Linked DNA regions of Homo sapiens: region 1 is linked to region 2. Evidence: read pairs that join two places in POLR2A ChIA-PET (ENCODE). Cell type or tissue: A673. All regions are shown on one strand. Links, peaks and the distances in the headings refer to the core of each region. The heading gives the core; the rest is flanking DNA. Region 1 has its middle 610 kb from the start of LINC01781. Region 2 has its middle 360 kb from the start of ADGRL2.

Region 1 (16,445 bases), core at 5,058-13,057, 1.0 Mb after region 2:
TTTTTGCATGCTACTGGTTGTGGAAGCATTTTCCCTGCAAAAAGTTGTCGAAATGCTTGAAGAAGTGGTAGTCTGTTGGCGAGAGGTCAGGTCAATACGGCAGATGAGGCCAAACTTCATAGCCCAGTTTGTTCAACTTTTGAAGCATTTGTTGTGTGACATGCAGCTGGGCTTTGTTGGAGAAGAATTGGGCCCTGTCTGTTGACCAAGGCTGGCTGAAGGTGTTGCAGTTTTAGGTGCATCGCATCGATTTGCTGAGCATACTTCTCAGATGTGATGGTTTTACTGGAAGTCAGAAAGCTTTAGCGGATCAGACTGGCAGCAGACCAGTGGCCTTTTATTTTGGTGCAAGTTTGGCTTTGGAAAGTGCTTTGAAGCTTCTTTTTGGTCCAGCCACTGAGCTGGTCGTTGCTGGTTGTCGTATAAGAATCCACTTTTTGTCCCATGTCACAATCCGATTGAGAAATGGTTCATTGTTGTTGTGTCTTCTTAAGAGAAAACAACACTTCAAAACGATGATTATTTTGATTTATGGTTGGTCAACTCATGAGGCACCCACTTATAGAGTTTTTTCACCTTTCCAATTTGCTTCAAATGCTGAACGATGGTACAGTGGTCTTTGGCCACTTCATGTGTAGTTGTAAGAGGATCAGCTTCAATGAATGCTCTCTATTGGTCGTTGTCAGCATCCGATGGCCGGCTGCTATGTCCCTTATCTTCAAGGCTCTCTTCTTCTTTGCAAAACTTCTTGAACCAGCACTGCACTGTACATTCATTAGCAGCTCCTAACCCATATGTGCTGTTGATGTTGCAAGTTGCCTCCACTGCTTTACGACCCATTTTGAACTTGAATAAGAAAATTGCTGGAGTTTGCTTTTTGTCTAACATCATTCCCGTGGTCTAAAATAAACATAATATAAACAGCAAGTAATAAGTCATTAGCAGAAAAACATAAAGTGAGAAATGTCCATTAAAATGATGCATAATGTAACCACATTTGTTTAAAATTGTATTCCAATATCAAACGTCAAATTCAAACAGTGCAAAAACTGCAATTACATTTGCACCAGCCTAATAGAATGCAGGTCAGAGAGCTCAAGCATAAATGTGAACATATAATGGTGGGAAGAATCTGAAGGGACTGGAATTTTCTTTAAAATTGGAACAAAATTTATTTTTTTTAATTCCATTTATTTTGATGCCAGTCCTCTGCTATCACAAACATATAAGCTTGCAAATAACTGTTCATCTCAGGAGATGGGTCCTGGAAGCAAAGCCTCTCTCTTGGAATCTTGTTATATTTGCTTCAGCAAAAAGCTTTTTATAATCAAGCCACTGTCAAGGCCATAAAATTTTAATTCTTTTTGGGTTGTATAGACTAGTAAGTATTTCATCTTTATCTACTGGCAAGATTAATTTAAAATTAACCTTGGCTCGGCATGGTGGCTCACGCTTGTAATCCCAGCACTTTGGGAAGCCAAAGTGGGCAGATCCCTTGTGTCCAGGAGTTCAAGACCAGCCTGGGCAAAACGGCAAAACCCATCCGTACAAAATGTACAAGAATTAACTGGGTGTAGTGGTGTGTGCCTATAGTCCCAGGTACTTGGGAGGTTGAAGCAGGAGAATCACTTGAGCCCGGGAGGCAGAGGTTGCAGTGAGTCGAGAGTGCACCACTGCACTCCAGCCTGGGCAACAGAGTGAGAGCCTGTCCCAAAAATAAATAAAATAAAATAAAATAAAATAAAATAAAATAAAATAAAATAAACTACACTGAAGAGAACTTTGCACCAATAGCTTTTTAATATCCAGAAGTGAGGATACCACACAACTACAGAACTATACATTTTGAATGCCTCTTACACAACTCCTCTATACATTGACTACTGCTGTTTGGATTTCTAGAAGCTTTCCACTAGCATAGAATTATTACTGCAAGAAGATGACAATGGGTGCACAAGTGGTGCCACATTAAATGACAAACATTAAAAGAATCATTCAGGCTTGGAATGGAAGACAGGATAGCTTATCTGTGTGTTAATGCTGCCACTTAATTCAGTTGCTAGTGAGGAAGTTCATAACGTTCTTGCCAGTAGCTGACTCATATTTCAATACTTGATACTCTAGGGAAAAAAAGAGGTGCTACCTTATCACTCTATGAAATGTGCAGGGAATAGGAATGCTTGATGTAAAGCCAGTTGAAGAGCCTCTGATTTATGTCATCACAAATACTTTATACACATGTATGGTTAAATTGCAGCTTACATATCATTCACAGCACAGAGTAGAGTTCCAGTATGAAGAACCAGCAGGCCACCTGTCTTTACTGAAAATGACACATTGGAATGTATCTGCAGTTGTTTAAATTGGGAGAGTGGGCCAAATTGTTTTACCAGAAATCCTCTCCTGGGGATGGAATGTTTGCATGTGTACATGGTAACATCACTCAGGGATTGATAGAACACTTCACTATTGTTGGAGACCTGTCTCATCATTCAAGGAATGTGTCTGGCTGGCCATACGGGACATCTCATCACTTTATGGAAGACTTATTCCAAAACGAAGAACCAGGTCCGAGTGAGGCCTTGCTTATTCATTTTACTTCTTGCTATCTGTCTTTTTTTGGAGTGGGGAGGGGGATACTTTTCATCTAAGAAGTCAGTAGACAAAATTCTTTGCTGATAAGCTTACAGGAGAGCAACGTTTTGACCTACAGACTCTTGGTCATCTACAGTGTGTTATCATAATATGAATGCCAAGAGATAGACCACAATTGAATGCTATCAAGTGAATCGGAATCATTTGTCTATTAATGGGGAGAAAAATGAAAATGTAGTTATGGTGTTTTTGAGGTGTATCATATGCTTAAGTCCAGTACAATTGTTAAATATTAGGTCACAGGTTGACAGCAACTGCATTCTTTTCCTGGTGTGATCCTATGAAAAATACTCTAGATGGTAAAAATTACAATAAAAATTAAAATAGAAACATAACATTTATACGTAGGATTTTTGTTTTGTTTTGACCTCTTTTTGCCAAGTTCACTGCCTAATGTTTTATGAGCAGTGTTTCTCAACTGCAGCACTATTGCACTATTGACATTTTTTTATATAAAAGATGGGGCTTCACTGTATTGCCCAGGTTGGACTTAAACTCCTGGGCTCAAGCGAGTTTAAGCGAACCTCCCACTTCAGCCTCCAGAGTGGTGGGACTAGAGATGCATGCCACCGTACCCAGCTTAGCACTATTGACATTTCGAATTTCATATTTCTTTGTTGTGGAGACTACTCCCACAACATTGTACATTTTTGTGCAATTGTAGGATGTTTAGCAGCACAACCTGGCCTCTACTCTCTAGATTCTAGTAACACCTGCTCCAGTCTTGAAAGACAAAATGTTCCAGACATTGCCAAGTATCCCCAAGAAGGTAAAGTTGCTCCAAATTGAGAACCATTGTTCTATCAGTATTATGTAGGGATGTATCATCATTAACACACTCAGTATATTTGGCAAGATGTAGTGATAACATTGTAGACGTTTTAATGTGTCACATCCTTTTGAACATTTTCAGAGGCAAGCTGTAGAATTTTGGTTCATTATCAAATGCATTTGATATTTTGCCCTATTTAGAAACAGTTTCTACTACCAAGGGATATACTAGCCTAGATTTCCATGGCACATTCATTTAAAAGCAGTTATTCAACATAATCTTAGAAGGTCATATGTGCCATGATAAGTCAAACTGGTTAATCATCTAGCCAGTCTATGATTTGGCCTCTGACGCTCACCTAGATATATTTTGAAGCTTTTAAAAATGCTTTGCATAACATCACATTCCAAAGGAATCCCAAGCATCTCTCATTTGATTAAAACATCCATTTTAAAATAGTTGCACCACAAATGTATTTAAAACTGTTTTTGAACCCACTTGTACATGAACTCTTTATATTTTAGAGGAGGTAAATTTCTAAATTTTGGGAAGCTGGAAGGCATTTCTGCAACCCAGCCACAGGGCCCGTCTTGTACTGGATTCTTCTTCACTTCTTTCTCACTGTAGGCTGGCAAGACTCAGTCAGTTCAGTTTTCCTCTCTTTTTGATAGCCACTGCCGCCCATTCTATCTTTTGGGGTTTCATTATCCACCAGAAAGGAAGGCAGAAGCTTGTGAAGTCTTGCCAGTTTGACCTTTTATTTACCTACCTCTGACAGAATCGCACAGACCTCTTTTGTTTTAAGGGTTTCACTGCTAATTCCTTTGGGGAAAATACTGAAGAGATAAAAATAATAAACGTGGGAAAGTGATGAAAGTTACAGATGCTTACAAAGTTCTTACAGTCTTATTCCCTTGTTGATGGTTCATGACTCTTTTCTGAAGATAGGAATTGGAAACTTCCCTTTGAATCTTGTCCTGTAATTTTATTTTTAAGACTGGGGCTAATCCAATGTCACTTCTCCTCTGAGCCATCTACGGAGTAGGTGGTATGCAATTTTTCTCCTTGAAGTCTCCTGGCTCACCATTGGAAAGGTTTAAGGCAGATGCAAATTTTCAGGCTCTCTCCCCTTAAACTATTCTCTATTCACAAAGGAATTACACCTTTCAGACACTTCTTCACAATGTTAAACTCTGCTGTCTAAAGTCTTGATTTCTTATCCACACCAAATAACGCATGTTATTTTTTTCCAAACATCAAGGTGTATTTCCTTAGTGTTTTATTTTTTAATCATAACCCCTCACAGCCTTACATATTTTCATCTTTTCTCATTTGTAATTATATCTACCTTAATTGTTTCTCTTCTTAGAGACTTCCTTGAATGTGACATCTGGGAATACCAATATAATTTTACTTTGGTAAAAGGTCAGACTCCTCTGTTTAGCAAACATGTATTTATTAGCTAAAGAGTGTCAGGGACTCTTGTAGAAATTAGACAAAAACCTGCCCTCATGAAGGGTACATTCTAGTGATGGAGACAGTCAGGAAACAAAAAATATAGCACCTAGGATGTTAAATGGTGATAAGTGCTACAGAGAATACAAGGCAGGAAAGGGGTAGAAATTGCTGGTTTGTAGGGAAGTATTTATAATTTTAAGTGGAGTGGGCAGGGAAAACTTCATAGAAAAGAGATATTTGAATAAAGACTTTAGGAAGGTAAAGAAGAGAATTATGTTGATTTTCAGAGAAACAAACTGAGAGAATATCAACCTAATTTTTACTAGATAGAAGCAAAAGCCAACACAAAAGCTCAGAGGTGGGAATGTGCCTGGCATATTTGGAGACGAGCGGTATGTTTAGTTGGGTGGGGTAGAGCAAATTAGAAAATTTAAAGAAGATGGAAAAAATAATAAATAATACCTGTTTGCACCTCTATGTTTACCATTCTTCCTAATTTATGCAGTGTTTTATAGGTCATTTTGACAATATTAGATTTAGTGCAATGTCTTTAAAGATATTTTCAAAGACATTAGTCCAGGAATTTCTTATTATTCAGTCACTGGTTATCAAAAGTGCTAAATCTGGTTGAACCGTTGCAACAAGTTATAAAGATGCTCTGATATTTGTCATATTGTTGGATTTCTTTTAGACAATCACACCAAACCAAACCAAACAAAACAAAACAAGCTGAAAACTTTGGCAAATCAACAAACGATTTAATCCTTTGTGGCTCAGTAGCTGAGTACCAGTAAGATCCAGGGAGCTCAAAATGTATGCCAGATACACTTGGTACTAAGGGCAACTCATTTTGCTAGTGCATCTCATGGCTATGTTTGAACAATTGCAACAAGTTATAAAGATGCTCTGATATTTGTCCAATTGTTGGATTTCTTTTAGGCAATCACACCAAACAAAACAAAACAAAACAAGCTAAAAACTTTGGCAAATCAACAAACTATTTGATCCTTTGTGGCTCTGTAGCTGAGTACCTGTAAGATCCAGGGAGCTCAAAATGTATGCCAGGTACACTTGGTACGAGAGGCAATTCATTTTACTAGTGCATCTCAGGGCTATGATTGTCAGGGTTGTGAAAAATAGAACTTTAGATTGTATTGACTCTAGGAATTTATAATAATCACAAGTCTGTTACTTCTAAGAACATAAAATCCACATTCAATTGGCTTAACTAATAAAGGGAATTTATTGGTTCACATATAACTGAAACAACTGGAGGAGTCAAATTTCAGGGGTGGCTTAATACAGCAATTTAATGATAGCATCAAGAACCTGTTTTTATTGTAATTTTTTCCCATCTGAACACTCCGGCATCTGTGGGGTTCGCTTCACCTTAAGACTAGCTGTCCTCAAGATGGAAATATGTCTGCTGGAAGCTCCAAGGACTTCATAGTCACATGATGCTGCTGAGTGTGAAGAACCAATGTCTTTGTCTCAAAATTCTCAGCAAACTCTCAAGGTTCCATCAGATTGGATAAGAGTAGTTGAACAAACTATTTTGGCCAGGACTCCATGTAATTGAACCCAGGAGGTGATACCAGATTCTGCCAAAGATCATACACTAAGTTGGGAGTAGGACTTGGTTTCCCCACACTGAACTGGGGTAATGTTGCACTAAGAAGGAAGAGGATACAAAGTAGTAAGAACTGTGAATCTACCAATGGTGATGCAATGCAAACAAATTGCCTTTGTAATCTCAGGGTCTTGTACTGTGTCTGATATACAGTAGATTCTTATGCTGATTGCCTTAATGAAAATGCATTTATTGAATGAGTAAACATTTCTGATGAATATAAACTTAAAAAGGGCATAATAACTTTTGTCATTGTATATTTTGTAGAAAACTCTGTATTCTGAAATCTGTGTTGAAATCCAGGTATGACAGCTATACTATTTCTAAGGAATGACCTTACTTCTGATTTTACCTTTGAAACTCTCAGCAGAAAATTTGGAGGCTAACATGAACCTTTTTGGGGAAAGAATTAAGGTTTTCTGAGAGGGAAGAATTTCACACTCAGAGAAGTGCAGTAAAGTTCAAGTAAATGTTCTTTGCATCTCAAAAAAAAAAATAGAGCAACTTTTCATTACCTTTTCCTCTGTTAAGTCACAAGTCAAGTTGTACTTTCAAGTAAACCTTTCTCTTTGAGAAACTTCTCAGGTCATCTGGGAATCAGAGGCTATTACAAGTTATGGCTTTGCACATTGCTAATAGAGGATATCTATTATTTTATTTAATTCTTACAAAAGTCTCATTAGGCAGTGTAGAATAGTGGTTAAAAATTCAGATATTAGATTCAGACTGCCCAGTATCAAATCCTGGCTCCTTCATCTCCTAGCAATGTGACCTTGGGCAAGCTATTTAATCCTCTATGCCTCAATTTTATCATTTGTAAATGGGGAGATAATGCTTGCCTCTCAGGTTTGTTATAAGGAATAACTGAGTTAAAATATGCAAAGTACTACAGAGCATGCCTGGAACATGATAATCATTCGATAAGTATTATCCATCATGATAATGATGCTGCTGCTTCTGCTTTTCATACATGGGAACCCAAGTCTCTGAAAATCTCAGTAGCCCTCCTATAGTCCCAGAGTAGCAATGTCATAAAGCTGAATTCAAATGCAAGTATGTTTGACTTTGATTCTGCAGCTTTTCATACTACAGCCTGCCCCTTCCAACCTTTGTCTTTTTACTGACTTCTACACACAATATTTTATTACTAAATTGCCATCTGGGAAAAATCTGGGACTATGAATATTTCTCGTAAGTGCGGATCCTAGCACAGGGTTTTACACCCTGTGGGAGTTCAATAAACACTGCTAATGTGATCAGAGATATTCTGCAGGGAATCCTAGCTCCAGGTGGCATTAGAAAAGACACTAACACTAGAAGACCTCCTTTAAAATACACATCTTTACCTGGGAGGATGAGACACATAAGCCTTCATTGTTAGTCTTCTCTCATAACTATCATGCCCTAAAGTGTCTGCCAGTTGAATTGCTTGTTAATTTAGGCAAATTGGAAAGGCATAGAAAGATGACTTAACAGAGCAAGACTAGGAAATACATGTAACATGGTGTCATGTGCCATCTTACATATGGGCACCAAAACTCATGCTGAGAGGCCTGAGTTTCCTTATGAAAATGAGCATTATTACTCTTCTATCCATTATGTGCCCAGAATAGTTGTAAATAAAGACATCCAGAAAAGCTACTTTCAAATGCAGTGGTGGGAAAAAAGACATCAAAAAATGCCGACAGTGATGAGCAAAGGATTTTAGCTATTTTTATTTCTTATCTCTTCTCCATATTTTTCTTTTGTGATATAGGTATTAGTCCATAATAAAAGAAATTTGTGTTTTAAAAATATGGTAATACTGAACTTTCTACCCTACTTAAATTGGCCAGAATAAGTTTGAAACATTTCAGCTTAAGAAGTTATGTTTATCTTGGTCTATGTTGAGTTAGTGATGGTTTTGAGGAATTACACTGGCATAAACTGCATAAAAATGATGTTATACATCAAATAGACATAACTCTCAAGAATTCTAAGATGCATATTCACTGGGAAGACAGAACACACACACAGACACACACACACCACAAGCATCAAACATACTACAAATAAAAAACAAAAATTCAACAAACTCAATTACCCAGGCTTTTGAGAAATAAACAACTTACATGAATATATCTTGTCAATTATATAGAATTGCAGAACAAATTTTCAAAGCAAATTGAGTCATCTAACAGATGAAAACACAGAACATTAAAAAATATTATATTGTTAGTCTTAAAAGATTTTTTTAATAGAAGAGATTCTTCTCTGTATATATGTGTGTGTATATATATGTATATGTATATCTTTAGGTGATTTATGAGTTATCCAAAGTATATTTAACATTGTGTCACAAGACTTGGAATTAATTATGACAGATAGCTATGAAATTATATTTCATAGAGAGCATTTGATCTCCCAGTCCATGTGTTTTCACTCTCAAATATTTAGAAGAGAGTTTAAAGACAAAGACATATGGAGGATGGTTTTATGTGTGCAGTTGACAGAGGAATCCTGCAATTTCGTAAGACCTAGAACATTTTGCAGTAAATGATCCAAAAGGAGAACAGAAGATTAGTCTGATCTCTCACTGTGCTAAGCATGATCAAATTAAGCTGCATAACTAACTCAAAAAATAGCAGCAACAGAGAGGGACAACAGGATAAAACGTCAGAAAGGAGTAAAGAATCTCCAGAAGAAAAAAAAGTGTGACCCTTTTTGTCTTTGGAAGTAAGTAGGGCTCCTGCCAAAAGAAAAGACTGCTTTTGAATAGAATCTAATTCAGAGGATTGAGCCCCATCCAATCCCTTTGTCAGCGCTTTAGCACTTTACGCATTTTGTCTATAAACAAAAAGAGAATGGAACATCTTAATGCTTTTCCAACACTATTCCAATATGTAAAAATTATTTTTACTTTTGGAAACAATTAATATACTGGAGAAAAATGGTAAAAACGAAAGGCTAATGCAGGTCATGAGTTGGTTTAAACCTGTTTTCTTTGGTCTTCTACATACATAGATTTACAATAATTCTATTTTTAATTCTCAGGAACTTTGCTACATAGTGCACTATTCTTGTAATTCTCATGCTGTAGTTTCTCTTCAGTTTGTGTAAATCTTTCTCTAATTCAATTGAAAATGATGAAATATGTTGATATTTATAAATGCTGAATATTCAGCCAGAAGACATGAATGACTGTTATAAGAGGTTATAAGAGGAAAAATCCCACAGGAGTAACTATGAGTACAGGGCTTTCTTATGGCCTTTAGTGCAAACTGTCAGGACATACTCTGTTTTTTTTGTTTCTGGAGCTCTCAGTGAAATGGGTAGCTCGGAGCACACAGAGAGGAAATGGGTCCCATTCTGGGTCAAACCTAATAAATTCTTATTTTGAAGAAATTTTGGAAAACATGATTATTTTGAGCAAAGATTTCATTTCTTGTTTTACTTATTTGAGTTAAATCAGAGCGATGATTTGCCTTGACATGGAATTCCTAGGATGTGGGATTCCTAGAGTGGTCTGCAACTGCCCTGAACTATGAATGTTTTCTGCCTCTGAGTAATATGGAAGAACTCTGGTGTACACTGGGGTCATACAAGCTATAAAATTAACCTAGCATTTAGTTATATGGACCCCATTTTACTTGGTGTGTACTGAATTGGTGAATAAACTCTGTGTCTCTATTGCTCCGAGCTTGGGTTGTCATTATCATGCAACAGGGTTGGCTAGAATGACACAGAAGCAAGTATACAGTAAAATGATAAAGTATTCATGTAGTCTTGTTTTTTTCCCCAGCCTAGTTAAAAATATGAAACAAACAAGTAAGATAGGCAGATACACTTACTGTGAACTACAGTCTCAATCCATATTCAATGCTTGCAACTCTCTCATCTATTCAGCTTTGTGTCTCTTCTCTGCATTGTTATAGCATTATTTAGTTAGTTGTTTACAGCTAGTTTATCTTCACATTTTTCTTATTCAAGACAAATTGCATTTAAATGTACTCAGCTAATCACTAAATGTACTTTATGGAAAAGAAAGACCAAGTAGGTACATCTGAGGCAGTGACAGGAGAACAATCCAATCATTTATTTAAATGAATTAATCTAAATGTTTTATGCATAAAAAGTTCAATAAGTTATAAATCTCAGAAGTTAGCCTGTATTTATCAGAATTTTAAAAACCTTTTATCCTCTGCAAAATATTTCTATCTAAATCACGGTCATGACATTTCCTTTACAATGAAAAGAAGGTTCTGAAAAATCCCCACAATTTTCCTATTTGTAATCAGGAATACTGATTAACTCAAGTTCAGTTTTCCATTATGGGGCAATAGAGTGATAAGATATAGCTTCAGTTTCAAGGTTGAAATAATACTGCTTAATTCTACTGTGTTTTCACCTTGAATATTTTGTTTTTAACTGGAGTAGTTATATTCCATGTAATTAAGATGCCGCAACTCTCTTTGAAGCTCAGAGAATCTAATCACTTATACAGAAAAGGTTTTATTCCCATAAGTTAACTGTTGGCAAGTGCAGATGTTTTTGAGCAATCTTACATTCCAGAGTTCTGCCTCACCTCCTGACTAAAGAATGGGATAAACTTTGCTTCTTAGTGTCCTCTACAATTAAAAAAACCAAAACAAAACAAAAAAAGGTTCACTTTTAACTTCACCTAGATTGTAGCCCCTAAAGCATGCTGCATATAATAAAATGATTTTTATTAATTATTTTTTTCATGGAAGGGCAATGCTTTCTGAACATCAAGTTCCATTTTTTGTGTGTGTGTGTGTCAGAGAAAAATAAGGATTTGTAGCCATCCCCACTCAGGCCTGTTAGCCTGGGCAATTCTCTGTTCACATTTTTCTTTCAAATAGATTCAACAGACCAATTGCTAAGCTGAAGTTCATGAGCAATCTTTCCTCTAACATTCTGCAATGCCTTCTTGACATTTTTTTTTATTAAACTAGATTACATTTCTTTAATTAATTTTTTTTTGAGGGCAGAAAGCTAATATTTTAACCTCCTTGAGTTTATACAATGGAAATATTTTCATCTGTGACAAATGGATAGTAACAATTAATGACCAAAGAGAACAGAATATGATTAAAAAGCAGCTTTACAAGTGACACCTGAGGGACTTAAGAGTGCAATGGGCAACTTTACAATGTATATGACCATTTCTCACAGATTCCAGAAATAACAGAGGGACACTTTGAGGTAGACCTTGAGGATTGCCTGATATTATACACAAGAGAATTGCCCAGGTCAACAGACTTGGAAATATAATCTCATATCAAAACAGGTATTACTCTCATAGTCAATGTGTGAAGTATGTTTATATTGATGCTCTGACGTTTGATATTTGGCCGTCGCTTGACACAAGATAATTTGGAGAAACGTTCACTTCTACCATTCAAATAACAGTTAAAGCAGATTGGACAAGACCCTAAACCAAAGCATCTAACTCCTCCTTGGGTACAGTTAACCCATTTATGCCTGAAGTTGCAATTTTTTGAATTTTTGCCATCAGACCTTGGCAATAACCTTGAGCAGTAGGCTATAGACAACTCCCACATGCTTAGCGTTCCAATAATGGAACACTAGCCATAAAAGGGTTTAATATCCTATGCAGGAGTCTCCAACCTCTGGGCCACAGACCAGTAGCAGTGGCTGGCAGGTGAGCATTGCCACCTGAGCTCTGCCTCCTGGCAGGTCAGCGATGGCATTAAATTCTCATTGGAGCCCAAGCCCTGTTTTGAACTGCACATGTGAGGGATCTGGGTTGCATGCTCCTTATGAGAATCTAATGCCTGATGATCTGAGGTGGAATGGTTCCCCAACTTCCATGGAAAAACTGTCTTCCATGAAACCAGTCCCTGGTGCCAAAAGGTTGGGGACTACTGTTATTTCAATGAATACATTACTAAAAACTACTACCAATAATTTTTTGACCTGAAAAACACTGGTGAACTCAAAAGTGAAATAGTGTGTTTTTAGTGGTATCCACTTACGATAGTCTTCCAATATGTCATTATGATGACAAGTTAAAAGAAAGAAAAGAAAAGCACCAGTGAAATCAAATTGAAAGCAATCCTTTGATGGAAATAAGATTTGGGACTGCCAGATACTTACAAAATTATAAAAATTATTAAAATTACAATTTTTTATATGTCAGCTCTGATTGTCTAGATCTAAAGAATTGGACAAAAGAAGAAATTAAACTTTTCACAAAAACTCAATCTCCTGTTGGAACAAAAGTTTCCTTGTTACCAGAATAGATGAATATGCAATGTATTTGTTGAATGCAAGTATGTGTTCATTGAGTGCACGAGTGATTCAATGAATGAATGAGATAACTTAACGTGTTCCTATGGACATCATCTGCAGTATTCAATCAAGTATGTTCTTTTATTCTCAAATGGAACATTGGAACAATGTTGCCTTCAAAGTTCATGCAGCTAAACCCTTATGCAATGGCTATGTATATAATATTATGTTTATTTTACTTGATGAAACCTTGCAAAAGCCTGAGAAAGGTTTCCTGACTCAATTTGAGTGGTGTGAAAGGATTATATTTGAAGAATATTTTTTACTACTTCTGTAACAACGACCTGGTGATATTGAACACTGGAAGCTACCAACCCTTTCATAGGCTATACATTTGACCTGCCATTTAACCATCATCCTTGCACGCATAGCTCAATTATCTGCAGGTCCTTAAAGAAAAAAAGCTTTCAGTGAGTTCACAGGGCAAAAAGCAAAAGAAACAACAACTGGCAGCTAGGACAATATCTTGGATACGTTTAATAAGTATCATCTTACAAAAACCAAAGTGGAGAATGTATAACACAAGAGATAAAAATGGAAGAGGTAGTTGGGAGTTTCACTTTCGAATTCTGGTATTGCTGACACTATAACAAAACTAAATCCACATTTTATCAGAAGAGTTTTGAGAATAAGGAATACTACATTTTCAACACTGCTCTGTGCAAATGTTTGAAAACAGTGCTTCAAAATATATCAGAACTGTTAATTACTCACTGCACTATTGATCATGGACCTCTGATTTTTGACTTGGCAGAAAGGATGAGCAGGCTATTTTTCATGTGATTCTGCTTTAGATAAGGGTCTTCGTGAGAAGTCGAAGTAGAAGTAGAATCATGTAATTTGCTTCTTTTATTATCTTCATGAAGATCTTTGCTTTGACTCTGGAAGACTGCAGAACAGTCCTCAAGTTGCTGGTCTTCTGTATAATAGAAATATCTGCCAGGCCTTGAACATTATGGCAAATAAATTGTTGACAGCAACTGATAGGCCAAATATCACCCAAGCTGCCAAGGAAAGACTCCCTCCGATGTGTGGGTGAGATAAGCATAACATTTTAAGCTTTCAAATTCTGTAGTGACTCCCTTCCAAGGAGCTCAGGGTACGTTATAGACATTGTATCACTAATCCTAATACATCCCAATATGGCTCCGGCCGAGTAAAGACAGGAGAAAATCTTCATCATGCATTATGTTGAAATTCTAATATCTCTCTCAGCTCAACTAAGTAACTTTGATCATAGGTGTCATAGAAATAATTAGTTGGATAGGTGGAAAGATAGATTAAGAGCCCACCAAGTTTTATGTCTGTTATTATTGAGGATCCATTAACCACCAGTTTTCCACGTGAAGTGTTTTCATTGTGATAAAAGCCTCCATATTTTTTAGTGAATGCCTGATCATTTTCCAGGCACAAGACATCACTATTTCCACTAGAAGACAGTAAAATATTTCTGAACAAAAGAAAGAGTGGAGACTCCCATGTAATGGGTTCCTATTTATTTTTAAAGTAATCGATAGTTGTTTGCAAGTAATTGCACCGTGTAATCTGTAAGTAAGGTAAGACTGAAAACACACATCTGAGTAATCACATGGTCTAATCTGTTCAAATGGACAGATTATAGATGATCCTGAGACCTCTAATTTTGGTAAATTGTCATTGTGACCCTTACATGGCTGGCTTTGTACTGTATGTTCCTTGTGAATTTCAAAGGAAGTGTAAACTTCCTTGAACTACTCAACTACTATAATGATTGAAGTTAAGTACTGCATTTTCTATAGAAATCAATGAAGCTAATCACACAAGCACAGCTCAACATATCCCATTCAGCAGTCTTGAAAATACTTGAATATCATAATTGGTCTGCAGCTGAGCACATTTTAGTCTTCAGATCCAAGGAGGATGCAGTATCCATCTCAGTTCACCATACACAAGTGAATAATGAAAGATTTAAAACACAGAGTGTTGTTTTTATTAAAGAGATTACTCTTGAAATAGTTTCATAGGGCTAAAAAGTCTCTTGTTTCTACACCTTTTAAAATGAACAACTGAACACTGCAAATATACTAATTATTTTCAAGCAAACAATGCATTTATAAGTGGAAATTTATCTCTCAGGAGAAAAGAAATGTCTTTTATCAGCAAAAGGAACTTGTTAAGAATAAAAAGTATTGGTTTCAGAGGACATACGGGGTTGAAAGTCTGTACTAAACACCTAACCCAGCATGTACTCTGAAAACAGTAGTTATGATATGAAGAAAGTATTATTGCTGTCTCTATTTTGCAGATGAGAAAACTAAGGCTTAGGTCACCTATCCAAGTGTACAGCCAGAACTGTCTGAATCCTATAGACTTGAGTTTAGATATGTAATGTCTATATTAAGCTGGTGAAACAGAATTACAGTTGAGCAAGTGTTTTGTTTGTAGGAGGGCAGGAAGGGTATATCTTTTCTCCATTGCTGCTTATGGGAATGGCACAGTCACGAAGTATGCTGGGGAAAGCTGAAAGCATTGATTTTAGGCAGCATCCAGTTCTGGTTTATGCCTCTAATTACAGTAGTCTGCTAGTGTGAGCAAATCTTTTTCCTTCCCTCATTTGTTTTTAATCTGCAGAGTCAAGATGATATCTATCTTCCATATATGCTACAAGAATATTGGAAATATTTATTGCACTTAAACAACATATGAATTCATTGCTTTGACTATTTTGAAACAGCTGTTTCTGAAATAGGGAGTCCAATTCTCCTCTCTGGATAATCTTTGCAGTGATATTATTAGGGTGGCCAGAGTCATGAAAAGTGGCCATTCATGCACCTTTTGAGAGAAGATAAAAGGAAGGATACTGTGATACTTTTTATAGAATGCAGTGTAAGCCCCCTGACTCCAAGTAGCTCTAAGTAAAGTTCCGATTACTGCAATTGCTGCAATTTTCCAATTGCTGCAGAAGATGGAGTATTTGGGAGTCCCATGATATCACAAGCAAAGTCAGTTCCACCTGCTGTCTGTCTACTTAGGGAGAGACTCACGATACTACGCTTTCTGACCACAACTGAAGTTCAGGGGGGGCATTTTTCACAGCTTGTAAAGACTGCCACAAGGCAACTAAATTGTCTTCTTTCTTCTTCTTCTTCCTCTTCTTTTTTTTTTTTGGTACAACCAATCCATGTAGTTAAAAACACAAGAAGTGTCTGCTGTAATATATTTGCTGTCAATTCCCATTATCTCTACAAATCAACTCCTTCCTGACTTGCTCAACTCTCGTAGTGACATTTCCATCTTCGAGTCACCAAGGCTCAGTAAATTAACTCATTTTTCAACATATATTTATCGAATGTCATCTTTATCTTTTCTCCCTCACTGGCCCGCATATCCAATTAATTGCTAGGTCAGCCATCTCAAATCCTTTTTAAAACAAGGTTAAGGCCAGGCGTAGTGGCTCATGCCTGTAATCCCAGCGCTGTGGGAGGCTGAGGCGGGCAGACCATCTGAGGTCAGGAGTTCGAGACCAGCCTGACCAACATAGTGAAACTCCGTCTCTACTAAAAATACAAAATTAGCCTGATGTGGTGGTGCATGCCTGTAATCCCAGCTACTAGGGGGGCTGAGGCAGGAGAATTG
Region 2 (16,445 bases), core at 2,696-10,695:
AAGATTAATGTGTAAAGATTCACTAAGGTAATGTATGTAAAACAGAAAATATAGACTCTGGCAAGAATAAGTGATCAATAAATAGAAGTTGAGTGATGAGATAATGAGGATGATGCAACCGCATTTCTAATTGTTTCATATGTGTATATTTTTACCTCTTCTTCTAGACTGTAAATTATCTGAGAGCAGGGATGATGTCACTTTTTAATGCCAACAATCTAGTATAGTATTAGGCAAATAATCTGCTATATAGATATGCATTTAGTTGAATGAGAAATAACGATATCCATTGACAGAAGTGTATTTTTTTCTTACTAAAAGTATAAGCAATATCTTACCTAAAACACGACTCAAAATGTCTTGAGCACTGGAATAAATGTCTTCTGAAGAAAGCAATATAGTAGTGATGATGATAATAATAACAGCAAATTGCATTTTGGTGCTTTCTATGTGCCAAATGCTGTTAAAAGCACTTTACATGTATCAACTGATGTAATCCTTTCAACAAACCATACAAGGAAGGTACAATTATTATTCCTGCTTAATGAATAAGGGAACTGAGGGTGAGAGAGGTTAAGTGATTTCCCAAGGTCACACAGCTGGTATGTGACAGAGGCAGGATTTGAAACCAAGAGCATCAGCTGCAAAGTCCGTGCACTTCACTGCTATTCTGTACTGTAGCTATGGTAGATTAAGGGGAAAAAGGAGAACGATCTTTTTGTCCGAGGTACAGAAAAAGAACAGATTAAATCTAATGAAATGGGTCATGGACTTTTATGCTCCTCTGCTAATTTTTTTTTTTTTATCTCAGCATAGTGAAATGATTGTGAAAGTATTCTCTTCCTCCCTGAGGAACAAATTTTTGCAGAAAACCACTTCAATTAATACTCACCATGCAGTTCAGGCAAAAAGACAAATATGTATCACTATGGAAGAAACCACACTGTTGCATTTTAAACCACTTGAACTTTAGAGATGCCAAATTGAACCCCAAGTTCTGAACTTAGTGGGCTCCAAGTTCCCTTGCCTCTAGCAACATAGGTGTTGTAGTCTGCCATAGAATTGGGTGGCAAGGGTTCTTAGTTTGTTACTGATTGTTGTTTTATCTTTACCTCCCTGCAGGTTTTATAGACACAGGACCAGAATTTTTCTCAAATATCAATCTTTTGCTTCCAACTCCATGGAATCTTCAAATGATTTGTTAAGAGAATGTCAACTATCTACTTAATGGTGATCTTTATACTGGTTTTAGCAGGGATCAGCAAACTCTTTCTGTAAACTGTCTGATATTAATAGTAAATATTTTAGGCTTTGCCGGCTGCCTCTGCCACAACTAGTCAACTCTGCCTTTACAGTGTGACAACGGCCTTAGACAATAAATAAGTTAAAGGGTGTGGCTGTGTGTCAATAAAACTTTATTTGCAAACAGGTAGTGGGCCAAATTTGGCCCCCAGACTGTGGTTTGCTGATGCTTGCTTTATAGTAATGCCCACAATTTTGCAGACCAAATCATTCTTGAATCTTTGCATTTTGCCTGCTACTTTATCACAACATAAATTATCTTATTTAATTATCCCAGCAGCCCTTACATATGAAAAAAAAGGCTCAGGCAGGTTAAGTGGACAAAGGTTAAACATGTAGTAAGTTAAGGAGAAATTACAAAGCAAAGAAATAAACCCAAGTCATTTGTTTACATACTCCTTGCTTTCTCCTCTGCATCTTACTCTGCCTGATATAAAAGGTGGAAGGATTGCTTCAGCCCAATAGTTCAAGGCTGCAGCGAGCTATGATTGCACTATCGCACTCAAGCCCAGGTAACAGAATGAGACCCTGTCTTAAAATAAACACATAAGAAAGAAAAGGAAGACTGTAGAATAAATGCATGCCAGTCTGAGACCTCAAGACCATAAGGCCATAATTAATAGCTAGTTTGGGTTCAAAGTCCTTTTTTTTAATCAGTTTTATACTTAATCTATGTCTTGCCATTATGAAATTAAATTCAAATTAGTGCATTTATATGACAATTTTCTTATGAAATTCTGACTTCTTAAGCTGAAAGGTTATATATTATCAACCTCAAGACTATGATATTTGTTTTACTTTGTTTTAGTAAATTACATTTACTCATTATATATTTGGTAAATGTTGTTTAATTTACTCATAGGTTTAACTGATTTCACTGACCTTTTTTAAATGAACTGAACCTGGAATTAAGAAAAATGTCTTTTTTATCCTTCTGTAATTATACAAAGAAAATAGTAATTATAATGTAATCTTTTTAAAACAATACAGAATCTTACCGTTTTCTCCTAGTTTCTCTACCAATATTTTTATTCCAATACACACTGCTGATCTCTATTGAGAATACCCAGTATTGGCACCTCCGAAAGGAATCTGCCTTGAAAATCTAGACTAGCAACTTTTTTTTAAAGAAATGGTTGGCAGGATGCAACAATATCCTGGAAACTTCACCTAGATGCTGAGGAAAGGTTCATTTGTTTCCAGGAAGTAAGGTTTAGTTTTGTTTTAGTGTTTTCTCATCTAAAAACTTTGTAAAAAGATTTTTTTTAGTTTTATATCCAATAGCAATTAGAAATCGTTCCTTGAGTTTTCTAAGTTGGAGCACCAAGCAACACTTTCAGAACGATGAATTAACCGTGCTTTCATTATTCCTCAAAAAAAAGACTATTATAAGGTGTTCTATCAACTTAATAAAAAACATACCCATTATAGGTCATTAAGCAGAAAGATACAATGAAAGAGTTGCTTTTAATTCATGCAGTAGAGATATGCAGGGTGGTTATTATTAGGTAGGATTGAAATGGTGTAACACTAGTGTCACAGCTTGGTCATTTGGAACCCAAATTAGCATAGAAACAATAGTGATGGAGAGGAGGCAGATATTGTTCTTATGTGAGCAGAAATTCTATATCTCAGGATGTAACCGATTAAATGCCTTTAGTCTTAAAGAGCCTTAAACTGAATTTCTAATGATGACTGCACTTCAGAAGATAAGTCTTCTTCAATAAGATTTTTTTTTTAAACTCCAAATGTATTAGTCAGGGGTCTCCATACAACAGAACCAATAGGATGTTTGAGTACGTGTGCATTTAGATAGAAGATAGATAGATAGATAGATGGATAGATAGATACCTACTTTATTAATATAAAAATATAAAATTTAGTGTAAGGAATTGGTTTGTACAATTATAGAAGCTAGGGAGTCCAAAATCTGCACTTGCAGTGGGCTGGCAAGTGGAGACCCAGGAGAGTCAATGGTACAGATAAAAGCCCAAAGGCAATGTGCTGAAGAATTCTTTCTTGTTTCAAGAGGCCTGTCTTTTGTTCTATTCAGGCCTTCAACTGATTAGATGAGGCTCACCTACATTATGGAGGGTAATGTACTTACTCAGAGTTCACTGATTTAAACGTTAATCTCATGAAAACAAGCCTCCAAGTTGACACGTAAAATGTATACAACAACGATGCCAAATAATTAGTTGTAGGTCCCAGCTGAAACTTACTAGTTATATGACCTTAAGGAAGACAGGTAGTTTCTCTAAAACTCAGTTCCTTATTAGTGCCTACTTCAGAGAATGGCTGTGAAGATTAAATGAGAAAATAAGTATAATGTGCTCAAAATAGTCCCTTGCTACAAATAAGACTTGTTAAATATTATTTAAAATTACCATTACCAGAATTATTGAAAGAATCCTGCTGACCAGAAGTAGTCACATTATCCAGGTAAGTAAATAAAGTGCATTCAGTACTGGGATTGACTCATCAATATTATATTTAGATACCTTGTTCATGACATTACAGGGAAGAGGGAACATGGAATAAGGAGGGTGGAATAGTAATACATTTTTCTGGATAAATGTCATATTGATTTGCACATCAAGACACAGTATAACTTATGTGGAGCACTGCACTCACCTAAATTAGGTCACCCTAATGAACTTGGAGGAGGTCAAGAGGAGAGCAGGCAGAAGGTTACTGTATGAGAATAGTATTCAGTCTTCTGTCTAGCAAAGTCTTGGTGAAAAATATGATCAAAGTTTTAAAAACCAAGAAAACTGTAGGTGAGGTGAACTGGGGCTTCTCTAACAAATGCAAAAGTTTGTGTGTCTAGTCCTAGAAGCTGCAAAAGGATTATTTAAGGACAATTCACTATACATACTCCATATCCAATAAATCAACAAATCTCCTTGGCCCATTCCCTTTAAAATATTCTCATAATCCTACCACTTTTCACCACCTCCACTGCTAACATTTGAATCTGAACCAGTATTCTCTCTTGCCTGCATTATTTCAGTAGCAGCAGATAGATAGATGATAGATAGATAGATAGATAGATAGATAGATAGATAGATAGATAGAAACACACCTACTTTATTGATATAAAAATATGAGATTTCATATAAGGAATTGGTTTGTACAATTATAGAAGCTAGGGAGTCCAAAATCTGCCCTTGCAGTGGGCTGGCAATTGGAGACCCAGGAGAGCCAATGGTACAGCTAAAAGTCCAAAGGCAATGTCATACATGAATTGGCTGTTCTACTTCCAGTCTTGCCTGCCTATGAAGTTTTCCCAACACAGCCAGCAAATTGTTTCAAACAAGTCATTTCTTTTCTTAAAGCCTTCCAGTGATTTCCCATCCTACTCTGAGAGGAAAAACTAAAGTCCTTAAAATGGCCAGCAAGATGCTACACAATCAGGCCTCCAGTTATCTCTGCTATAATCTACTGTCACTCTCCCACCATCTCCGCAGCACAGCAGCCTCCTTGCTGTTCCTTGAAGTACCAGGCCAGCCCAGGCCTTTGCACCCCCTCTTCACTCAACCTGGAACCTTCTTCTCCTACATGGCTTACTCCTCACTTTCCTTTGGGCTTTACTCAAATGCCACCTTTGTTTTTATTTTATTTTATTTATTTATTTATTTATTTATTTATTTATTTATTTATTTATTTATTGAGACGGAGTCTCACTCTGTCGCCCAGGCTGGAGTGCGGTGGCGCAATCTTTGCTCACTGCAACCTCCGCCTCCTGGGTTCAAGTGATTCTCCTGTCTCAGCCTCCCAAGTAGCTGGGACTACAGGCACGCACCACTATGCTCAGCTATTTCTTTTTTTTTTTTTTTTTTTTTTTTTTGGTAGAGACGAGGTTTCGCCATGTTGGCCAGATTGGTCTCAAACTCCTGACCTCAAGCGATCCGCCACCCTTAGCCTCCTAAAGTACTGGGATTACAGTTGTGAGCCACCACGCCCAGCCGTCAAATGCCACCTTTGATAAGGCTGTCTCTGGCCACCCAATTTGAGACTGAAATCCTCCTCTCCACACACCCCAAATACTTCCTTTCTTGTTTTACTTTCCCCATGGCTCACTTATTGCCATTCATTTTAATATTTTTGCGATGATGATCTTTTCTTTGGAATATGAACCTAAGGAGAGAGCAGATATTTATCTCCTGTTCTGTGTGGTTCTCCTCCCTGCTGGATCCTCAGTGCCTAGAGCAATGTACTTGGCACAGAGTAGATACTTAGTAAATATTTGTTAAATAAATTAATGATTATCTTCTAGTAAAAGTACTGAGGTCTGAAAGCAAAACATGTATAAAAAAGACAAAAGCGCTCATGAATTTCTGATGACTAATCCTCAAAGAGGTTTATATCCATGTTGCTTGAAGGTTCATACCATGCAAAGCCACCATGGCCTTCCAGGAAATGCTTTGTGCCACTCTAAGATGCAAAATACAAAGCTGAATGGGCCACTTCGTCATTTCAGTACAGCAAGTGCTATGTTCTGCTCTGACATCCACCATGACTAGCATTATTCGTCAACACAGCTACTGCCCCACTTGTAGCTAAATTTTGAAAGGTGGCATTTAAAATTATAGGTTCTTTTTATCTATTCTCCTCCCTTGCTAAAAAATAATCAAGGGATAAGCGCTCGATGGTATGAAAACCATCACCATGGTAAATGTTCAAGTGACAAGGAAGAATGTCACAAGGTTTCAGATTTCCTGAATCATGCCTATTTTTTGCATAGGGAACAAAAAAGATTTCATAATCTAAATCCATTCCTTTTCAGATTCCTGCTGCCTGTGTAAATACTGCTTAGATAAATGACTCCTTGTCCAATGTATTTGTTTCCCCACAGTTGTTAAGAGTTCTCAGAGCAGTTGCTGCTTCAGTCAGTACCAGGGGCTCTCTCTCCACTTACCAGAGTCCTCACGCCCTACTTTTGTCTCCTATCCAGATGGCCTTCATTACAGGGAGAAATGCCACCAACAGGTGCTTCTTGTGCCTGGAAATGCCGTCCTGAAATTCAAGGAAGAGATAATCTTCTGTGTGCCTTAGTGGTGTGTGTGGGTTTAATTGTATGCATGGTTTGAGAAGCCTACAGTCTGCTAAAATATTTCTTGACACTCGTACCAGTTCCTCACTGTTAGAAAAATGTATCTAAATAGCAGAAGATTGCAACCTCATCATCTTAATTTTACTCCTGCAGATCTAGGTGCCATTTGAAGAGAGAAAAAAAATCTTTCATAAATCTGTACAAACCAGGTATCCCAACAATAGAACTGAAATGGAAAAAAATCTATTACTATAGAAGCTCTTGAATATTCTCTAACCAAGTACATTCCTTCACTGATGTTTTCTAAATTAGCAAGCAAAACCTTTCCCTTTGAAAACTCTGTAATAGCTGCCTTCTCTTTCTGAAGTTAGGTTTTCTGTTAGTTCCACAGGCTGGGATTAGTTGGTCACACTCTAAATCCGACTCCTAGTTCTGTCACTGAAGAATTCTGCTTCACCACGTGCAAAACAACCGTTTCGCTGTGGAAAAAAACAAACCGACACTCAGCTCATTGATCTTAGGAAAAATTACTGAGGACGGTGGGGGAATTTGCTCCTGACAAGAAGAATGACTTTAAAGCCTCAAATGATGCAAAATCCTTTCTGTAGCACACATTAGCGATAATCAGGGTGCGTTGCTATGGTTCAGTAGAAGTCGGTACTGAACTTCACAGAACTCTTTCAACCTCTCCTCTCTCACTGTGTAAATGTGAAAGTAACAATAAATCTTGTTGACAATTACTTCCATGTCTATTGGCAGGAAGTCAGCAGCCGTTTGAAGAGGATTGTGAGTGAGATGTGCAGAGGAGCCAACACCCATTAACTATCTCCCTAGTTTCTCCTGTGTCTTATAGAACATGTTATTTTTTCCCAGTGAGCAACGCTTCCAAATGGTGAATTAGTAATATTAGCACCAAATACCACTAATTTGTCAGCTAAGCTGTGTTTTTCCATAGCGCTTGCAGTGGGGGCCAATGACCCCTTTGCAACACAGCTGAGCAAAGATGAAAATCTGAAGATGTTTTATTTATATAATTTTGCCAGGCTTTATGAAAACACATTAAGACAGTCACAGAGGTGACTTAGTTACAGTTCAAAACATTCACCCAGACTGCAAACAGAATCCTGATATTTCAACCTAAAGCCTCCAGTAAAGGTGGCATTCCGGTAGCACCACAGCTATTTTTGAATTTCACAAACTAAATTAAATTTTAATTCATTCGGTCATTTTTATATATGAAAATCCCGTGCTCATTAAAATTGACAAATAAGTTGTTCATTCCCTTCAGACTCTCTCAGGGTTTTAAAACTGGGGAAGGGAAGGAGGAAGGTGCCTAGAAAGCCCCACAACTGTTTCCATCTGACACCAGTGCCCAGCACAGGAGGCCAAGGCAGGATGCGTGCTCCCAGCTGTGGTGTCAGCTGCTGTGCAGAAGTGGTGGAATGTCTAGTTGCTTGCTTGTTTCTAAGAGCACAGATGCTACCAAAGTTTCAATTCAGAAAGGGGTTTGGCATTGATTTTGAGGCCTGAGTGGTTCATCAGAAACTGTGCCTTGAAATTCATGTAATCAAAAGACCTCACCTTAAGAAATATCTCTCCCCAACAGAGCTTGAAAGCCAAAAAGTACACAATTTCCTGTGGCCCACACACTTACCAGCTAAAAAAGCCAACCCCCAGGATAACATATCAAGGGGGTGGAAGAGGATTCAGAGTGTAGACTGTCCAGTGACTCCATGTGTTGAAGAAACTTTTTTAGTTTCTCTCTTATTTTTCTCATGCTCCTTCCCAAACGGTTTTCCAGGGACAAGATAATGCATGGGGAAAGTTCATTACCAGTTAATGTCCAAACCAGGACACTTTTGAGAGTGCTAGTGGGTGCTTATTAAGAATACACTAGAACAATGGGTATAACCCACTACTACCCAGGGCAAACTGGAGCACATAATCTCCCTACCCAAATGAATGCTTAGGACTTTGGTGACAGAAAACATGCTTGTGGGTGGTGGGAGATGGTAAGGGGGCTGAATTCTTTGCTCTTCGGCAGAGGACTGAGAAGCTCAAGCTTCTTCAACTGCAAGCACTTATTCTCATCTAGAGTTTAACATATTACTGAGCTTGGGATTAGAATGCAATCCATACTTACTTGTTCAGTTCAAATGTTTGCTGACTTTAAAACTGACGTAATCATGACTGTACCTGTTATTTGGGCTTTCCAAGTCTATTTCTTGGCTGTGAAGCACATCTAACGTGTAGCTTTGGGGAAAGATTTGTAATCTGCAGATTTGAGAAGTAGGAATAAAAGAGGATGAAGTAAACACAGGCTTTTGAGTCATCCCACTTCCTTACTTTCTGAGTGAGTTTAGCAAGTGATCCTTGCCAGCCCACGGCAAGAGCCTCGGTGAAGTTTGTTTTTTGGGTTTTTTTTTTTTTTGTGGTTGTTTTTGTTTGTTTTTTTGAGACAGAGTCTCACCCTGTCGCCCAGGCTGGAGTGCAGTGGTGCAATCTCAGCTCACTGCAACCTCCTCCTCCCGGATTCATGCGGTTCTCCTGCCTCAGCCTCCCGAGTAGCTGGGATTACAGGCGCTCGCCACCATGCTCGGCTAATTTTTTGTAACTTTAGTAGAGACGAAGTTTCACCATGTTAGCCAGGCTGGTCTCAAACTCCTGACCTCGGGATCCGCCTGCCTCAGCCTCCCAAAGGGCTGGGATTACAGGCGTGAGCCAACGTACCTGGCCACCTCTGTGAGTTTTAATTGCCACTTCTGTAAAGTGGTAATAATAGAACAAGCTCACAGGGTTCTTAGAAGTATAAAACAAGATAAATATGTGTATTTAATTGTTTAGCACAGCAGCTGGCACTTAGAAATCAGTTGGTAGTTAATGATGGCTACTAATAATATTATTCTCATTATTAGTAGAAAGACAACTGGCCTGAGGTCTGTGCTTCACAGCCCTGGATTTCTGTTGTTAAGGATCTTTTGTTATCCTGTAGTTCATTGCACAGATACTGCAGTTCCAAGGAAGAAGATAGTAGTCTACAAGTACCAAAGGACTGCCTTGTTAAATAATTCCTTGTACTTTGCCTGTTTTTACTATTTTATAACAGATTAACTAATCAACCGTAAGGACAACAATCAGCCTTACCTGAAGACTCAAATCTATAAAGAGGCTTTCTCTGGATATTTAAGTTACAAAATGAATGCAGATATTTGTATGGTTCCCTTCTAGCATTTTTACATGCATAATATTTCTTTGTGTAATTCTTGAGGAAGTGCCCTAAGAGAGTTTTAGATGACCCATTAGGCTGAATGTAGAGAGAGAGTGGGGAAAGGCCCCTGTAGGAGTTCTCCACTCAAAAAAGGAGGGGGAATGAGCTAACCATGAATAATCCAACATAATTTTGGATCGTATGAGGTTTCAACTGGCCTCTCGGTTCTTTCCCAGATGCTAGAAAGCCAGAGAACCAATAGATCTTTTTTCAGCTGACAGTTCTTCGCACCTTGTAATGCCCTCAGCAAAACTGTTCATAAGTAGCGACAACATCCACAGACAGTTTGTTCATTGTTCTCCCACCTTCTCTTAGAAAAGTGATATGTCCAAACATAAACTTGAAATAGTAGCTCTTTCTTATATGAGTCAAGCCCCAGTAATGGAAACTCAAACAGCAAGGGAAAGTGTGTTAAGGCTGTAGAACGATTCCCAGACCTGAGGATGGCTCACTTTTACACGAGGATAAGCAACCTACTCCTCATTTTTCACATTTCACCAGTAAAATCCATACAATAATATCTGCTTATATGTTTTCTGTTAAGTAATCTTCTTGAAGAGGTAAAGATAAAAATTTGTAGGACAAATGCATCAAAAACAATAGCAGCAAGATAGTCCTTTTCCCAGCCAGTCTCAAATCAAATCTTTAATTTTCCAGCATCTTATGATCCTGGGCAACTGTGAAAGTGAGTTTTTCAAGGAAAGAGTACCATAGAACCCCCCAAGGGGCAGATAGATGGAAGCCTTTCACACTGAAGTCTGAAGTTGAGCTTATGTGGGGAAGCAATTCATACATTTTTCTGTCAAATCCATGGCAGAATAAACCATGAACTCTGAAAGGCATCTCAACGCACACAGACCTAAGACTGGGCTAGTCTGACAGGGCCTTGTGATGGAAAGTGAGGTTGTAGTAGTTCATTCTCACACTGCTATAAAGAACTACCTGAGACTGGGTAATTTATAAAGAAAAGAGGTTTAATTGACTCACAGTTCCACAGTCTGGGGAGGCCTCAGGAAACTTACAATTGTGGTGGAAGAAGAAGCAAGCATGTCTTACCATGGCAAAGCAGGAGAGAGACAGAGAGAGTGAGGGAAAGTGCCACACTTTTAAATGATCAGATCTCGTGAGAACTCACTTACTACTATAAGAATAGCATGGGGAAATCCTGTCCTCATGATCCAATCACCTCCCACCAGGTCCCTCCCCTGACACATGGGGATTACAATTCAACATAAGATTTGGGTGGGGACACAGAGCCAAACCATATCTGGGGTGGTGTTTAAGATCCTAGGTCTAGCGTCAGCCCTGATAATGGGCTACATATACAACTGATAATATCCATTAAACTATCTGGACTAATTAGATGTAATTTTTATATGTATGGACATTAAGCAGTATTCAAATTCTACCATTGTCTTTGTTTTCAAGTAATTCTTAACAAAAGTAATTTGTTATTTGAGAATAATTTTTGGCAATTTTTCTAAACATGAGAGGTATCACATTTTACCAAAAATACTAACTTATTAACTATTTTATTCACACCACTAGCATATTTTTTTGTCAGTCACTAAGCTAAATGATTCAGAGGCAACTTTATTTTTATTTATTTTTTATTTATTTATTCTTCTTGAGACGGAGTCTCGCACTGTTGCCCAGGCTGGAGTGCAGTGGCCACATCTTGGCTTACTGCAACCTCTGTCTCCCGGGTTAAAATGATTTTCCTGCCTCAACCTCCTGAGTAGCTGGGACTACAGGCATGCGCCACCATGCCTGGCTAATTTATATATATACACACACATATATATATACACAAACACACACACACACACACACACATATATATATATATGTATATTTAGTAAAGACGGGATTTCACCATGTTGGTCGGGCTGGCCTTGGTCTCCAGACCTCAAGTGATCCACCCACCTTGGCCTCCCAAAATTCTGAGATTATAGGAATGAGCCACCACACCTTGCCTTTTTTCTTCTTTTTTTTTTAAGACAAGGTCTCACTCTGTTGCCCAGGCTTGAGTGCAGTAGCATAATCATGGCTCATTGCAGCCTCAACTTCTCAGGCTCAGGACATCCTCTCACCTCTCAGCCTCCTGGGTAGCTGGGATTACAGGCATGCACCACCATGCCATTTTAACTTTTGTATTTTTTTGTAAAGACAGGGTTTCACCATGTTGCCCAGGCTGGTCTCAAACTCCTGGGTTCAAGCGATCCACCCAAGAGGCAACTTTAAACAAGACATATGGAGGGTTATCAAGGACAAGATACTACAGCTGAGGAGCCAGATGTATAAGAAACAATTACAATGCAATGTAATGACTTCTGCAATAGACCTGCACAGGATGCTATAGTAAGATACATGGCAGGACAAATTCATTAGAAGGGAAAATTTATTTCCTGGGCTTTGAAGATGAGTAGGAGTTTATAGAAGCAGGAAAATGGAATTCCTGATTCAAAAAAGTAAATGTAGTAATAATTTAATATATATTGGGTCCCAACTATGTATCGAGTGGTATCCTCAGGACTTTATAGATATTATTTCAATTAACCCTTATAAAAATCCAATGATATAAGTATAATATATTCATCTTATAGATGAGCAAGTTGCAGTACAGAGAAGTTAAACAACTTGTCCAAGATCACACAGCTATAAGGTGGTGGAGCTCTCAGGAAACCTTTAAAGAGTATAGTATATTAATAAACTGTCCAAGAGTCTAATATTTTATAATACATTATGCATGAGATTAAACAGAAGAGGAGAATTTGTAAACTGCCCAGGAAAGTAGGGGAGTGAATGCACTAAAAACATATACTACTACTACTCAGCAGCAGGCAAAGCCTACTTTTCTGTTCTTGGTTATGAGCATGAAATGAAATCATACTATGTGATTTTGTGTTTGTTTCTAATCATATACATCTGTCTAGTTTCAGGCGTAAAGAAGGCAAAGAGTTGGATACAATCAAGATTTTGGTTTTCTCAAGTGAATACCACAGAGCAAGAGTGGGGTGGGGTTAGGGTGTCTGCAAGGCATAATTATAATATTTGGTTGTCAAGAACATTGGGTTGGTGAGGAAAGTGTAAAGTAATCCTCCCAATAGATTAGATGTCACAGTGGTACCTAAAGATCATTTAGGATGGGAAAAGAGAGACAGAGAAAGAGAGAGAGAGAAAGGCCTGGAACTCTATCTAGGAGAGGAAGCAGTGTTCAGAGAACATGCGGCAGGAAATTCAGATTCTGGGGAGATGCTGTGATTGATAATGATTGGATGTAGTTCTAAGCATGTGATCTCAGAAAGAAGGGACAAAAGTAAGGGGAACATAAGGATTCTTAGCAGAGAGAAGGTCAAGGAACTGAGGGGCCAGGTGTTAGATCAACTCTGCCATATTGAAATTACCACGAATGAAGTCATGAAGTCAGAGGTAATCCTGAACAGAGTGGCCATGAACCAGGAGCAAAAGTCCTCAAACAAAGAAGGAAAACCATCCAGACATCAGTAGATGTCAGCAACAATGGGGCCAGCTGACAGACTGAGATGAAGCTTGGGTTTTCTTAGAGTGGGGGAAAGAGACTGCTCTGGAAGCGGCAAGAGAAGCCAGAGCAGCCACTCCACCTCCAGCTGGTGGGCAGAAGCTGTGGGGAGGCCACAGAAATTACCACCCGAGAGGGATATCAGGATGTAAGTCCCAGACGAGCACTAGATTCCGATTCTAATGCAACAATGCAGGGAATATTTAAAGATAAAGTCAAGAATACAGGATATTTTACTTATAATGGAACAGAAGTCCCATTGGAAGGATGTCAGGTGTTTGAAGGAAAGGTATGGATAAGCTCTGTGGGGACTAGAGTGTGGTAGAAACAGGGTAAAAAAGGAGACCTGGGACCTGGGGGCTCCTGTGTTGACTGACGTTAATAGGAACAGGAGCATAATGGTTCCAAGAGATGGTGGTGGAGAGGCTGTAGGAGAGAAAGGTAGGTTCCTGGGCCTTTCTCTTCTTATCATGGTGAGGAAAGTAGAAAGCAAGGGAAGAGAACTCTTAGACTCAAGAACATTCAAACTTTTTACAGGATTCCAACCTGTTTTCACTGATCTTGTAATAAAAAAGAAACTCATCTGAATTGAAACATGGAACATTCTTTAAGGTCTCTAAGCCCAGCAAAAGCAGTGAAGAATGACATGAAAGAGATGCCTGCTACTCAAAGTTGAATGCGACGGGGGCCCAAATTCCCACATGAAGTGCTCACATCCTATTGCTGCCTTTCTGTATCCTTCTGAGATTTAAGTCCCTTCTAAAATATGAATCCTTTCCTTGCTATGGATTCTTTGACCATTTTCTTTTGCCTAAAAAAGGCAAGACTTGTAAAAAATTACTCAGTTTGCTTTTATTTTAAATCACCCAAGAGTTGGAGGTTACTCTGACAGTAAGCTAGCAGGATGAAAGAGGAAAGATTAATGAGTCTTTCTCTAAAAACCAACAAATCAGGTTCTCATCAGAAACACAATAGTCTTGGTTATTGTTAGGTAAGGGAGAATATTTAACATGAAAAAAAATAAAATAAAGGAAATCATGCAGAAGAAAACAAAAGGTCAAAGAACTGTCTTATCCTTTTTAATGCTTGGGGCCTCTGTTGAGCAGGGAAAAATTGAGAGAGACATTATTGTCGTCTCTTGCCTCTGCTTGTCCCATTTTGGTTGCTTTATCTCCACCTATAACTTAGAAAGAGCAATTATAAACAAATGGGGACCAGCATGAGCACCTCTCTGGCAGCCTCTCAGGGTCAATTGTCTCCTCCCAGCCCCTGCACCAGCAGAGTGATGCATAGCCCTTGGATGTCGGCTGGAGGAAATGCTAAGGAGGCAAGTGGCCTGTGATTTAAACCCATGCCTGCCTTTGTCCGCTCCACATGGAACTCCATCAGGAAGGGAGCCTGGACAAAGTTTTGCTCCTTTAAAATACAGGAATGGATACAGGATATATGATAAGCATACAGAGTGATTCAAGGGAAAAAAAAAAGCGATAGAAATCATTTCCCATTATAATCCTTGTGAATTGCCTTACGTCTCTAATATATATCGCTTGGGAAATAATTTTAAAGCATTTAAAAATATCTTCCATTTTCTATTATGAGCCTTTGGATTTCCACAGTTTGAAAGAGTGAAGAGACTATAGCTTAGAAAACTAATTACAAAACATAAAAATGCTCAAGTCTAATGGAACATATCAGATTGGAGGAAGATTCCAGCAATGGCAGGCAGTATTACAAATGTAGCCCACATGAAAGAAGGAGCCACATCTGAAAAGAAGACAGCAGTTCCTACCTCAATGTCTTGTTCTCAACATCTTTGTTTTACATTCTCTTTGTTCCTGTTGGCTTACTAATTAGCTGTGATTTTTTTTTAATGCCCCTTACAGTAGGTTAATTTTGTCTAACTCACCAGCAGGGGTTTTTGTAATACATAATTCACAGAGCAATGTCAATGATTAAAATTCTTTCATTAACACAGCACCTTAAAGATAATAAATATGAAGCCTTTAGCTTCCAATCTGTGAGTGCAGAAAGCCTAATTTTGTATGGAAAGAAATGCATGCTTAGATAACTTGGCATTGCAAAACAAAATGGAATCTGAGTTTTAGAGTATTGCAAACACAAAGTTGAGCAAATCAAAGAGCAGTTATTTTGAGCACAGTGATATAGCAGGGGGTTTTGAGAGAAATTCTAATAACATACTTAAAAAATGCAAAACATGCAGCTAAAAGTGCTCTTTTCTGGCATTTATGTGGGCAGTGCTGTGGCCTTGTGGATGATTAGCTGGAGAGAGTCAACATGTCTTAGGTTGAAAGTTGTCAGTGGCTGAAAGTTGCTTTGGCCTTTCCATGCCATTTCCCTTCACTCTCTTCAAGAATTTTAACAGGTTTGACTCATCAGATTCCAAGAAGAGCAATGCAGTAATTAGAGATAGGATATGAAATTTCATTTTGCAAAGTTTTAATAACTCTTAGAACATCTGTTCCTCTGAACTCTATCACTTCCTTTACACCTACACCCAAACGATTCTTATATTTCATTTTGCTAAGTACAAGCTCTGTTTGCTTCTGTGTATTCAACCTGATACAAAAAGGATAATAATCACAGATGTCTTGGCAACAGCAGCCTAGAAAACAGAGAATCTGATCACTAAATGTGATTTTGTTTAGAGCCTTTCCCCACTGACATATTTTTTTTTTCTCTTTCTCTTTCTCTTCTCCAAAGATGAATCAGATTTTTTTAATTGACTATGTTTGGGGGATGGATATATGTATTTTGGGTAGTAATAACAAAGAACACTTTGATTCAAAACATTTTCTTGCATTAAATATATCAATTAAGGGTGACTTTTCACAGAAGCAGCTTAAAGTTCAAAGACATGAAAGTAGAATTAAAAACCACAAAACTGTCACCCAGTCCAAAGGTTATGGCTCAAATTTAACAGGTGGCTCTGACATAATGTATTTTCTACTCTCAGCTATGGCTCTAACAGATTTGTCTCTGGAACCAAAATGCAGCATCAAACTAAGCCCTCAATTGGCATTTTGAGCTAGAGAGACACGGAACCAGGTTAGTAAAGGAGGTTCCCCAATATGTCATCCATTCAAGTAAATAGCCTGTCCACTTCAAGAGGGAGGTCAGCAGCAGGCCAGTCAGAGGAAACGTTCGTGAACTTGTCCCTGCTCTGTAATTTGCCTGTGGCTAATTTCATAATTTCTATTTTTAGTGTGTGGTTGCTCCCATCGCTCTCATAAGCACAAATAATTGCTCCCATTTTTTAA

What was found. Peaks named below come from ENCODE experiments on the same cell type or tissue, not always from the same donor. Only the 100,000 strongest peaks of a DNase experiment are listed, where the experiment ranks them.
Region 1: POLR2A ChIA-PET joins it to region 2 with 11 read pairs; 1 of 35 experiments calls an interaction of 5 or more read pairs at or near these places.

Annotation. Positions count from the first base shown.
Region 1 is chr1:81,137,195-81,153,639 of GRCh38, reverse strand. No RefSeq gene overlaps it. Among named protein-coding and RNA genes, the nearest start is that of LINC01781, 610 kb to the right of the region's middle. In A673, for the core only: no CTCF peak of the experiment used is centred there; a DNase peak (open chromatin) is centred at 9,129.
Region 2 is chr1:82,152,430-82,168,874 of GRCh38, reverse strand. No RefSeq gene overlaps it. Among named protein-coding and RNA genes, the nearest start is that of ADGRL2, 360 kb to the right of the region's middle. In A673, for the core only: no CTCF peak of the experiment used is centred there; a DNase peak (open chromatin) is centred at 7,114; H3K4me3 peaks cover 876 bases.